2 separate regions of the Homo sapiens genome follow, and region 2 is linked to region 1. A link is a loop called in an ENCODE intact Hi-C map of the cell type or tissue named here. Cell type or tissue: OCI-LY7. All regions are shown on one strand. Links, peaks and the distances in the headings refer to the core of each region. The heading gives the core; the rest is flanking DNA.

Region 1 (5,374 bases), core at 316-5,315:
TAGTAGCAAATACTAGTACTGATTAAACAAATAATATGTGTGAGAAAATATAACAATATTTTATAATGTTTCTATTCTCTGATATAGCAATTTATTTTAATTCTCTTTGTTGCATAATTAAATTTGGCAGACTATTATTACGTATTCTTAAAATGAACACTTTAAAACAGAACATGAATACATTTGGAATAAACAGTTTATGACCTACATTTAATTTAAAATAACATATTTTTTGGTCCCATAATACAGAATACTTTTTCTGTTTCCTTTTCCAATAATATTCTCTAACTACCTGCAGCCAGTTTAGGGCATCTGTCTTGTCTTTTATATAGTAATAAAACTGAACACATTCTAGTGTAAAAATTCACTTTGCCTTGCTGCGCTGCTCTTATACAACCCCCATTACACTGATTCCCGGTGCCAGTCCATGAGGACATCAAGCTCAGTATCCTCTCAACAAAAGTATTTGAGCATGGAATACTTGGGATTTACTTAGGAGCAAGAGCAGGTTTTCAGACTTGCAGGAATTTGTTTCCAGCTCTCCAAGGGTGCCCACTCGCTTTGCAGCCACAGGCTTGTTTTGACTGATCAGCTGTTTGTCAGTCAGGTCCTTTGCTTCTGTTAACATATGGCTGGCAACAATGATAGCTGTCTTGTAGGCACAATCTAAGGAAGCCATCTCCTTCCATTTTTATAATGTCAGAATTTCATTAAGTGATTCTGCACATTTTGAGAACATTGAAAAATGACCAAAACTTTCATTGTGAAAACCCTCAGTATCACGGTAAGCAAATCACACACCCCACCCTTTTTTTTTTTTTTTTTTTTTTTTGACAGTCTCACTCTGTTGCCAGGCTGGAGTGCAGTGGCGCGATCTCGGCTCACTGCAACCTCCGCCTCCCAGGTTCAAGCAATTCTCCTGCCTCAGCCTCCCGAGTAGCTGGAACTACAGGCATGCACCACCACACCGAGCTAATTTCTGTAATTTTAGTAGAGACAGGGTTTCACCATGTTGGCCAGGATGGTCTCGATCGCTTGACCTCATGATCCACCTGCCTCGGCCTCCCAAATCACACCCCTTTTTAACAGTGTTATGTATACAGGATATGCAGGATTTTTCGCAGGTAAGATCTTTGCATTCTGTTAAGAAGTTCATAAACAGAATCGAGTTTGCCAAAATTATATGTACTATCTGCCAAATATATGCAGAGACAGTCAAAGTCCAGTTGGTATTTATTTGGATAAGATAGCAACAATTTTTGTTTTCTCCCATTTTATGAAAATTTTCACAGAAATAAAGAAGATAATTTCAAACTGCATTTTTCAAACCAAGTACCTACAAACGAGGGAGAACATTTTTTTGTTGCTGCTGCAATTTGATATACTGCTTGATACAGTGTAGAAAACCCCTGTAGTAATATCTGACAGATGGCAGTTCTCCACTGTAAGGGGCCAATATATCCATTATCAAAATTTTCCTCTGGCCTGGGTGTGGTAACTCATGCCTGTAAGTCCACCACTTTGGAAGGCCAAGGCAGAAGAATCGCTTAAGGCCAGGAGTTCAAGATTAGCCGGGGCAACATAGCAAGTGATGAATCACTACTAAAAATTTTAAAATGAGCCAAGTATGGAGGCACATACCTATAGTCCTAGCGACTGGGGAGGCTAAGGCAGGAGGATCACTTGAACCCAGGATGGAGGCTGTGATGAGCTATGATCATGCCAGTGCACTCTAGCCTGGTAACAGAGCAAAACCCTGTCAAAAAAAAAAAATCCCTTTTGCTCACCCTTGGGAGATTTTAGTTGGAACCTGAATCAGTCATCTGAATGTGATTTTATTGGGTCTCACAAAGCAATCAAAGAAATGATAATATATGGTCATTCACGTGTTCTGCCCAAACTTATTTAGCAGCTGCTATTTTCAACTGGTAAGTGTCTTTGGGAGGGGATGAAATTTTTGATTGATTTAGAAGGACTTGCCTGTCTGAGCTCAGACATGTGAGATTCAGTCTTCATATATGCTTTCCCATCCCCTTCTTCACCGCTCTTAATCCCAAATGCTTTTCTGTCTAGTGTGCAGAATGTACTGTCTTGTTTATTTACCTTCCTTATCCTTATTTTGTTGTTGTTGCTGCTGCAATTTGATGTACTGCTTGATACAGTGTAGAAAACAGTCCTTCCATCCATCATTAAAATAACAGTCATTTAACTTTCTTTTATGATGATGTTTATATCATGCTAGCTTTGGTATTGTAATCCTTCTCAGTTTCATTTCCTGAACTCTTAGAAAATATGATCACATTACTCACTGTGTTAAAATTAAACTAGCACTATCTCAATACTAAACACAATAGAGAATCCACAGGCCAAATCAAAGATGAGCTGTTGACACTCACACTTATCATGCACTTAGGTCATGAGTTTAAGTTGCATCACTTAGAGTAATGCACACATGGATGGCATCACTCAGAGTAATGCTCAAATTACTTAGAGTAATGCACAAATCAATTATTGTAAACTGCCAACCCTAATGGCCGACATCAATAACCAGGAGGGAAAAAAAGACCATAGCAACTCTGGAAAGCAGTTAATCTATGCTGTATCTATTCACCACTAAAAACAGTGTTGCGGCCAGGCACGGTGGCTCACGCCTGTAATCCTAGCACTTTGGGAGTCCAAGGCGGGTGGATCATCTGAGGTCAGGAGTTTGAAACCAGCCTGGCCAACATGGCGAAACCCAGTCTCTACTAAAAATACAAAACAATTAGCCGGGCATGGTGGCACATGCCTGTAATTCCAGCTACTTGGGAGGCTGAGGCAGGAGAATCGCTTGAACCCAGGAGGCAGAGGTTGCAGTGAGCCAAGATCGTACCATTGCACTCCAGCCTGGGGAACGAGAGTGAAACTCTGTCTCAAAAACAAAACAAAACAAAACAAACAAAAAAAACCAGTGTTGCTTTCAGGCCTATGGGGGAGGGGCTGCCATATGGATTTATACATTTTCCCCAACTTTCCACGCCCGTTGCTTAAAATTGGGACTGTTCATGTACTGGGAAGGGTTTCCTGGGAACCCTGTGGCCTCACTGGGCACACCCTGGTCTCCACCTGCTTACTGTAGCTTCCTGGATACTGAAGGTTTCTGACTTAAAGGTGCTCTTGATTGTGCATTCATAGATATATAACCGAAACAAAGTTGCACCAAACAATATTTACTCTTGCTATAGGTGATACATATTTTCCTGCTTCGTTTTTTCAATTCTGTTGGTGACTCACAATTCCGTGAACCATTTAGTGGAAACCTGCAATTTGAAGAGAACACCAATAGGGGGATCCAAAGTTCTATCCAACTGTAAAGTGATCCTAACGCTTGATCATTGCCAAAACAAAAATAAACCCCATGGTGAAACCCCATCTCTACTAAAAATACAAAAATTAGCCAAGCGTGGTGGCGGGCGCCTGTAATGCCAGCTACTCGGGAGGCTGAGGCAGGAGAATCACTTGAACCCGGGAGGCAGAGGTTGCACTGAGCTAAGATCACACCACTATGCTCCAGCCTGGGTGACAGAGCAAGACTCCGTCTCAAATAAATAAATAAATAAATAACCCCCAAAGTTCATGTAAGTAGGTAACACTATTCAAAAGAAAAACTAGTGTACTGTAATCAGGGGATATTCTATGACTATCAGAAAAAAATTAATTCATTTAATCATTCCATTCTGATTCCAGTTTTCTCTCTTTGTTGAGGAAATAATGAAACCTGCTCTTCTGAATGTTTCTGTCTTCTTTTTTTTTTTTTTTTGGAGATGGATTCTCGCTCTGTCACCCAGGCTGGAGTGCAGTGGTGCAATCTTGGCTCACTGCACCCTCCACTTCCTGGGTTCAAGTGATTCTCCTGCCTCAGCCTCCTGAGTAGCTGGGACTACAGGCACCTGCCACCATGACTGGCTAATTTTTATATTTTTAGCAGAGATGAGGTTTCACCATATTGGCCAGGCTGGTCTCAAACTCCTAACCTTGTGATCTGCCCGCCTTGGCCCCCCAAAGTGCTGGGATTACAGGTGTGAGTCACCGCACCCAGCCTTCTCTGTCTTCTTTATGGAAAATACACTCAAATTTTAGGTCTCTTGTTCTAGTCTGAACAGGCTCATATGAATTAGGAAATGGGACTGGCGTTCTAATTAAAAATCAATCTGATATTCAGAATGCTCCATGAGTCACATCAGTATTAAAGATGAAACTGAATCAGGCTTAAAAGTCATGGTCATATCACCTGAGGTCAGGAGTTCAAGACCAGCTTGGCCAACGTGGCAAAACACTGCCTCTACTAAAAATTAGCTGGGCATGGTGGAGGGTGCCTGTAATCCCAGCCACTCAGGAGGCTGAGGCAGGAGGATTGCTTGAACCTGGGAGGCGGAGGTTGCAGTGAGCCGAGATCACACTACTGCACTCTAGCCTAGGCAACAGAGTGAGACTCCACCTCAAAAAAAAAAGAAAAAGAAAAGAAAGATAAAACTACCTGTAAATTCTCTGTTACATCAATTTCTACATTTTAATTATTTTTTTCTTTAGTTTGTTGTGATCTATTCCTTTTTAAACAAATATGCTCCTGCTAAAACTAGTCCAAGAGCCATACTGACATGTTTTTAAAAATCACAAATCACTCAGTATTTACTGAAAAGCTTGTAATTTCAACTTCACAGATTTTTCTTAGTAAATCCATTGTAGTAAATGACACTGGGAAGCATAAATGGTTACCATTTAGTAGTAGTGATTTATCCTGTCCACCTAAGTAAGAAGGGAACAACCTAAAGTTTGCACTTATAACCCACATTTTAAGTGTAGAAAATGATATTTTCTCTCAGTTTTTGTATCATTTGTTAATTCAATTTGAGAGCTTCCAATTTGTTTGAACAGAAAATATAAAATTCTACTCAGTAGCTGTCTTGGAGTGTTTGGTGGCTGTGACTTGAGCCAGGAAACTTTACCTCAAGTCATGGGCAAAGATTAGGGGCCATTTGGAGCTATTGTCCCTCTAGACACACACACACACACACACACACACACGCACAGAGCATTTGTATTAGAATTAGTTCTTGATTTAACATTAGTTCAAAGACTTTAAATTCCAACTGAGCATAGGTATGGGACAGAGGGAAAATCTGAATTATTTTATTCTCTCTCACTGCTGGCAACGTAAGACCTACTGTCTAAATTCAACAAGATCCCCACCTATTGCTGAAAGATATAAACTGTTATATCTTTCCTCACAAGTTAAACATGGGTGTAGATTTCTGTTCAATAGCATGAAAAAATAAAAGCAGGGAAATGCCAAGTGAACAAACAGGCAAAGATGAGCCCTGAATCTTCACTCGGG
Region 2 (5,374 bases), core at 213-5,212, 350 kb after region 1:
GCGGAGGTTGCAGTGAGCCGAGATCGTGCCATTGCACTCCATCCAGCCTGGGTGACAAGAACAAGACTCCATTGTCTCAAAAAAAAAAAAAAAAAAAAGAGTCTGCTCTCTCGCCCAGGTTGGAGTGCAGTGGCACGATCTCAGCTCACTGCAACCTCCGCCTCCTGGGTTCAAGTGAGCACGTCTGGCTAATTTTTGTATTTTTAGTAGAGATAGGGTTTCACCATGTTGACCAGGCTGGTCTCAAACTCCTGACCTCAAGTGATCCACCTGCCTTGGCCTTCCAAAGTGCTGGGATTACAGACATGAGCCACCATGCCTGGCTTGCTTTTTATTTTTAAGAACTTTTTCTTTACAGAATTATTATAAAAATGTTTACAGAAACTTTAGCAAGCATAAAAAATGTGTTTGAAAAACTACTCATAATTCCTCCTCTGAAAGATAATCACTGCTAACATCTCTCAGTGCCTTTCTTTCAGTCTTATATGCGTATTATGTATGTGTGTGAGAGATGATTGATAGATAGCTATGAGTTGGGACCACATGGTTGAGACTTGTCTGTCTCAGTTGCTTCTTGGGTCACTTGCTGAACATGTTAGGCCTGATTATTTAGACCTAAGTGAGTGGGAAGGAGTTTCAGCATAACCCACATCTCCTCATAAAGAGGCCAGGCTGGGTGCAGTGGCTTACACCTGCAATCCCAGTGCTTTGTGGAGGCTGAGGCAGGAGGATTGCTTGAGCCCAGGAGTTCAGGACCAGCCTGGGCAACCATAGGGAGACCCTGTTTCTACAAAATGTACAAAAATAAATAAAAAATGGCCGGGTGTGATAGCTCAACGCCTGTAATCCCAGCACTTTGGGAGGCTGAGATGGGAGGATCATCTGAGGTCAGGAGTTCGAGACCAGCCCAGCCAACATGACGCCCCGTCTCTACAAAAATTAGCTGGGCATGGTGGTGGGCGCCTGTAATCCCAGCTACTCGGGAGGCTGAGGTGGGAGAATATCGCTTGAACGTGGGAGGCAGAGGTTGCAGTGAGCCGAGATTGCACCACTGCACTCCAGCCTGGGTGACAGCCAAAAAAAAAAAAGCCAGGCATGGTGGCATGCCCCTGTGGTCCCAACTACTCGAGAGGCTGAGGCGGGAGGATCACTTGAGCCCAGGAGGTTGAGGATGCAGTGAGCAGTGTTCACACCACTGGGTGACAAAGCAAGACCCTGCCTCGATGATGATGCACCCTCAGAGCAACACTGGAGTTGGTGTCTGTGAAAAGCTGTCTGCTGTGCATTGCAGAGGCTCTTGACCATCTGTTTGTTTGTCTTGCAGTCAGGCCTGTCTGGTGTGGTGAGGCCTCCACTGCGGCTGCCCCACCAGCACTGCCAGGAAGGGGCAGGCCCGGTTGGTCCTGGCTGAGCTGCAGCAGAGCTGACCAGCCCATTATAGGAAAAGAACAAACAAGCATCTGGGCGCTGTGCAGGGTGACGTTGGCCAGGGGGGGTGAGGGGCTGGGAGCACACGGCATCAAGCTAGAGGATGCTGGGAGCTGCAGGTGGGAACACAGCTGGCTCCCAGGGAAAGTGAGGAGGGGGGACTAAGGCAGGAAAGAATAATCCTAACACCTGTGCCTCAGTTATTTCCTGTACTGAGCACCCCACCCATAAACACGGATGCTCTTGGCAAGCCACAAGGTGTAGCTGGTAGCGTCGTCACTTCTCAGTGAAGAAACGGAACCCCAGTTGCTCACAGGTAGCAAGTGAAGCTGGGATTAGAGCCTGAGGAGCTTCAGAGAGAGGCGCCTGGGTGAGGGTAGGGGACGGGTGGGTTCTGTGGGCTGCACCTACCACATGTGCTCTGCACCCCACAGCAAGAAGTGCTCAGCATCAACAGGCCTCTGAGGTGTGGCGGCAGCTGCACCACACTGAAGTCCTTAGCACCAAGAGACTGGAGAAAACAAGCGTGAGAAGACTCGTGCTTATAATTTAAGAAACTGAAACTACATTTTTGCATTTTAGTAAAATCTGAGATTGTACAGTTTTTAATCTCATTTCCACAGACACCCAGCAGGCAGCCTCTTTTCTCTTAGAAAAATCAAACATGCAAGCCGTGAAGTCAGGAATAGCTGAACCCCTTGGATAAGCACACGCTTTGGGCTTCTTTAAAGCGAGCCTCTCATCAAGAGCATTTCCTTTGCTGGCATGAGGGGAGGGCTGTGCCTGCCAGGGCTAGCACCTGGGAGGGACGCTGACAGGCAGTCGGAGCTGGAACCACTGTCCCACCTGCACGTCTGGTGGCTCTGAGACCCGAGTGCCACCACCTGCAGCTTAAATGCTCGTCTCACTAGAGCCACTTGTGGGCTGGAGAGGAAGAAAGATCCAAAGGGAAATCCACAAATTTCCTTACTGAAGACTGTCCTGAGCTTGTACCTCTAAGCTTTAAAAAGAGACGAAGACCCCTCAAACGTGTGAAGGCACCAGGCGTGACCCATGTGGCCATGCTGGCTGGAATTTACGGAGGAAGTTAGGAGAGAGCTTTGCAAAGAAAATGAACTGCCTCTTCAAAAGGTGGTGAGTTCCCCGTCACTGTACATGTGAGCAGGGTAGACGGAAGGGTTGGTGTAGAGGACATTTTAAGGTATTTCAGGGAATGAGACAAATGCCACCTTCCCAAAAACAGTTCCAGTTCTCAGCCAGTGTGTATGATAGTGCCCTGCTCATCATCCTTATGTTAGCGGGAAAATCATTAGTAACAAAATGTGGATTCAATCTTTAGAACCTAGCACAAGGTAAATGTGAGTCATTCAATCCCAAGAACTGTTTTGTTAAAACATGAGGCTCATCTTGGCCATAAGGAGGTCTGTGAAGTGGAAGCCCGTGACTGACGGTCTGTTTCTTCTGGAAATTTCCTCCTGGATACTCAGCATCACCATGAGTCATGCAGGTGACGGCCCAAGATTCCAACAGCTTCAACTGCAGGGGCCATTTGTAGGAAGAGCCAAGGGTCTCACTGTAGGTTATGAAATTAATCAAGTGCTCACGCATCCTGGGAAATCCACCAAAAGTGGACATAACTGGTTCTTTCAAGGGCCGGATGTGTCCACATTCCTCAGCTTCCATGGACCAATTCGGTTCCCAACTGACTTGATCCTCAGGCTCCTCAGAGATTTCAAAACTGAGAGACGGCCAGATGGCAGTTAACGAACGCAGGAGCCTTCCACAGGCTTCTCAAGAGGATGCTTGAGGCTGAGCTGGGTGTGCCAAGTCCATCGGTGCATCTGCTCCACACCAGCACTTTGGCCCTGGTGACAGCTTTGAGAGGGGCTGTGCCCTCCCGCAGGGGCCCATGCCATGCTCTCGCCCAGCCCCGCGGCAGTGGGTCCTGAGGCCGCTCCCCAGCCCTGTCCTGTCGGCAGCCATGGTGTCACGGTGCAGGCAGTCACACGTTGAGAATCCGGGGAGCTGAGGCCTGAAAGATGGCGGAGGGGTTAGGAGTGAACTTCTTCCTCACCTCTGGGACCTGAAAAATGAAGTGTGGCCACATATCAGTGGGACTTTTCCTTAACTCCCTACTCTTCCCCACTACCCAGCTCCAGGAAAAAATCCCCTCCCATCCTCTGCATCCTCCAGGAGTTGAGACCTGAAGGGTCAGAGGGGACTTGCCCACCGTGAGCCATAGGCGTCACTGCATTAGCAGCTGAGTGGTACACGGACCTTCCATTCTGCTCCCTGAACCACTTGGGAATCGGAGCTGAGATGCCCCCACTCCCTTCCATCGTCTCTTTCCTCTTACACAAATGCTGTGGTACTCAGGCCAGTCACTAGCGTTCAGTGGCCAAGGGTAAGATGGGGATTTAGGAGGCAGAGAGACCCTGCTCACCAGAGAGGCCAACGCTAGAGGGCCACCCAGCTGGCTACTGATGAGGAAGTACCTTGGGTTTTTGTTCGGGACATCTGGTTGGCACTGCTGTCCCTGGTCATAATTGCATTTTACACCATGAAAATCTGGCTCCTAATCCCTACCCGGGGAAAGAGGCCTCTATACCCACACCCCTGCTACACCAGCTTCCGGCTGACCTGGAAGCCGGCCCCAGGGCTGCTGTCCCATCCCGAAGTGTGGGTTGTGATGACTCGGGCTGGTTTTGTCTTTGTGGATCTTGAGGGCTTCACTCCAGTCCAAGCCTGGAATTCCTGTCTGGAACAGAGAACACGGTCACAAGCTTGCACAGGGTCAGCCACCCCTTTACCGACTCCCCAGGGGCTGCTGCTCTGCCCCATGCACGGCCCTGCCAATTGCTGAAACCCTCGGCTCCAGGCAGTCCTCATCATCTTCCCAAAGACAGAACTGGCAAGGCAAGTGCACTCCCGTGCAGGCCCAGCTCCAGGAGAAAGGTGTGTGGCTGCCTGGCCCCTCACCTCAGCGATCCACTGGGAAATCTGGGCTCACCCCGGTCCCTAAGGAAGTAGGAGAGGAAGCTTATTCTCACACTGCAGGCGAGCGGCAGGGTCAGGGCAGAGCTCAGTTAGCACCTGGGTCTCATTCAGAACGCAACAGCACCTGGCACTGCTGGGTCTTGGAGACGAGCAGCCCCGGTGCTATACCTGCACCCCCTGCGATTCTCCCACACCTGCCCCTCCAGAGCCAGGCTGCTTCAAGAGACCCAGGTCATGGTGACTGCTTATGCCTGAAGAGGAAATGCCCTCAGCACCGGGCACAGCCCTGGCTTGCCAGACCCGCTTAAGACTGAAAAGAAAAATAAGGCTCAGAACTTTTAGTTTTTTATACTTTGTCTCATTAACTCATGCAGAAGAATGGATCGCAGTGACCATCTCAAAAGACTCCAAGGTGGCCTGGCCTTTGCACAGCTCTGTGCATGGTGGAGGGAGTGGATCATGCGCTGTTGCTGAGCCTGTGGCGGGGAGGGTGGTGTGATGGGGGAAGGCGGGCCCTGGAGGGAGAGGATGAGGCTGGCACCGCTAGCTCCATGTACCGGGAGCAGCTTTCTCCATGAAAAGACAGTGCTTCCATTTCTCTGAACAAAAGGGACCTCCTTTAATTCTACCCACTCCTCTGCAAGATGGGGAGCTCAGAAGGCAGAAGTCCCTGTGTCCCAGGAGCACCTGGCCAAGGTGGAAGTGTCCAGCTAGCTGGGCCTGGCACCCACGTGTGCGGAGTTGCTCCTGCCCAGGCTGGACACTGCCGGGGTTGGGCTTCAGGCCCTGAGGTCAACAAAGCTGCCTTTCTCCTTGGCAGCTGCAAAGCTGGGGCACCACTGGGCAGGCTGCGTGGGCAGGGAATGGCTGTGTCCATGGCCAGCACTGGGGTGCCAGGAGGAGAGCTAGGCCGGGGCCCCGTCAGGTAATTTTCACTCCCGAAGCCGCG

What was found. A loop is a pair of places that touch in the nucleus more often than their neighbours do. Peaks named below come from ENCODE experiments on the same cell type or tissue, not always from the same donor. Only the 100,000 strongest peaks of a DNase experiment are listed, where the experiment ranks them.
Region 2: it touches region 1 in a loop (3-fold over the local background); 2 of 110 quality-filtered maps call a loop at or near these places.

What each region holds. Positions count from the first base shown.
Region 1 is chr3:183,466,199-183,471,572 of GRCh38, forward strand. No RefSeq gene overlaps it. Among named protein-coding and RNA genes, the nearest start is that of SNORA63E, 15 kb to the left of the region's middle. In OCI-LY7, for the core only: a CTCF peak has its summit at 3,323; a DNase peak (open chromatin) is centred at 3,333; H3K4me3 peaks cover 678 bases.
Region 2 is chr3:183,813,926-183,819,299 of GRCh38, forward strand. It overlaps MAP6D1 (MAP6 domain containing 1), which reads right to left. Exons shown (of 3, transcript NM_024871.4): 2 at 4,069-4,186; 3 at 1,997-3,511. The coding sequence ends at 3,431. Among named protein-coding and RNA genes, the nearest start is that of YEATS2-AS1, 6.2 kb to the left of the region's middle. RefSeq lists an enhancer at 3,696-4,307. In OCI-LY7, for the core only: no CTCF peak of the experiment used is centred there; DNase peaks (open chromatin) are centred at 1,906 and 2,246; H3K4me3 peaks cover 628 bases; H3K27ac peaks cover 1,594 bases.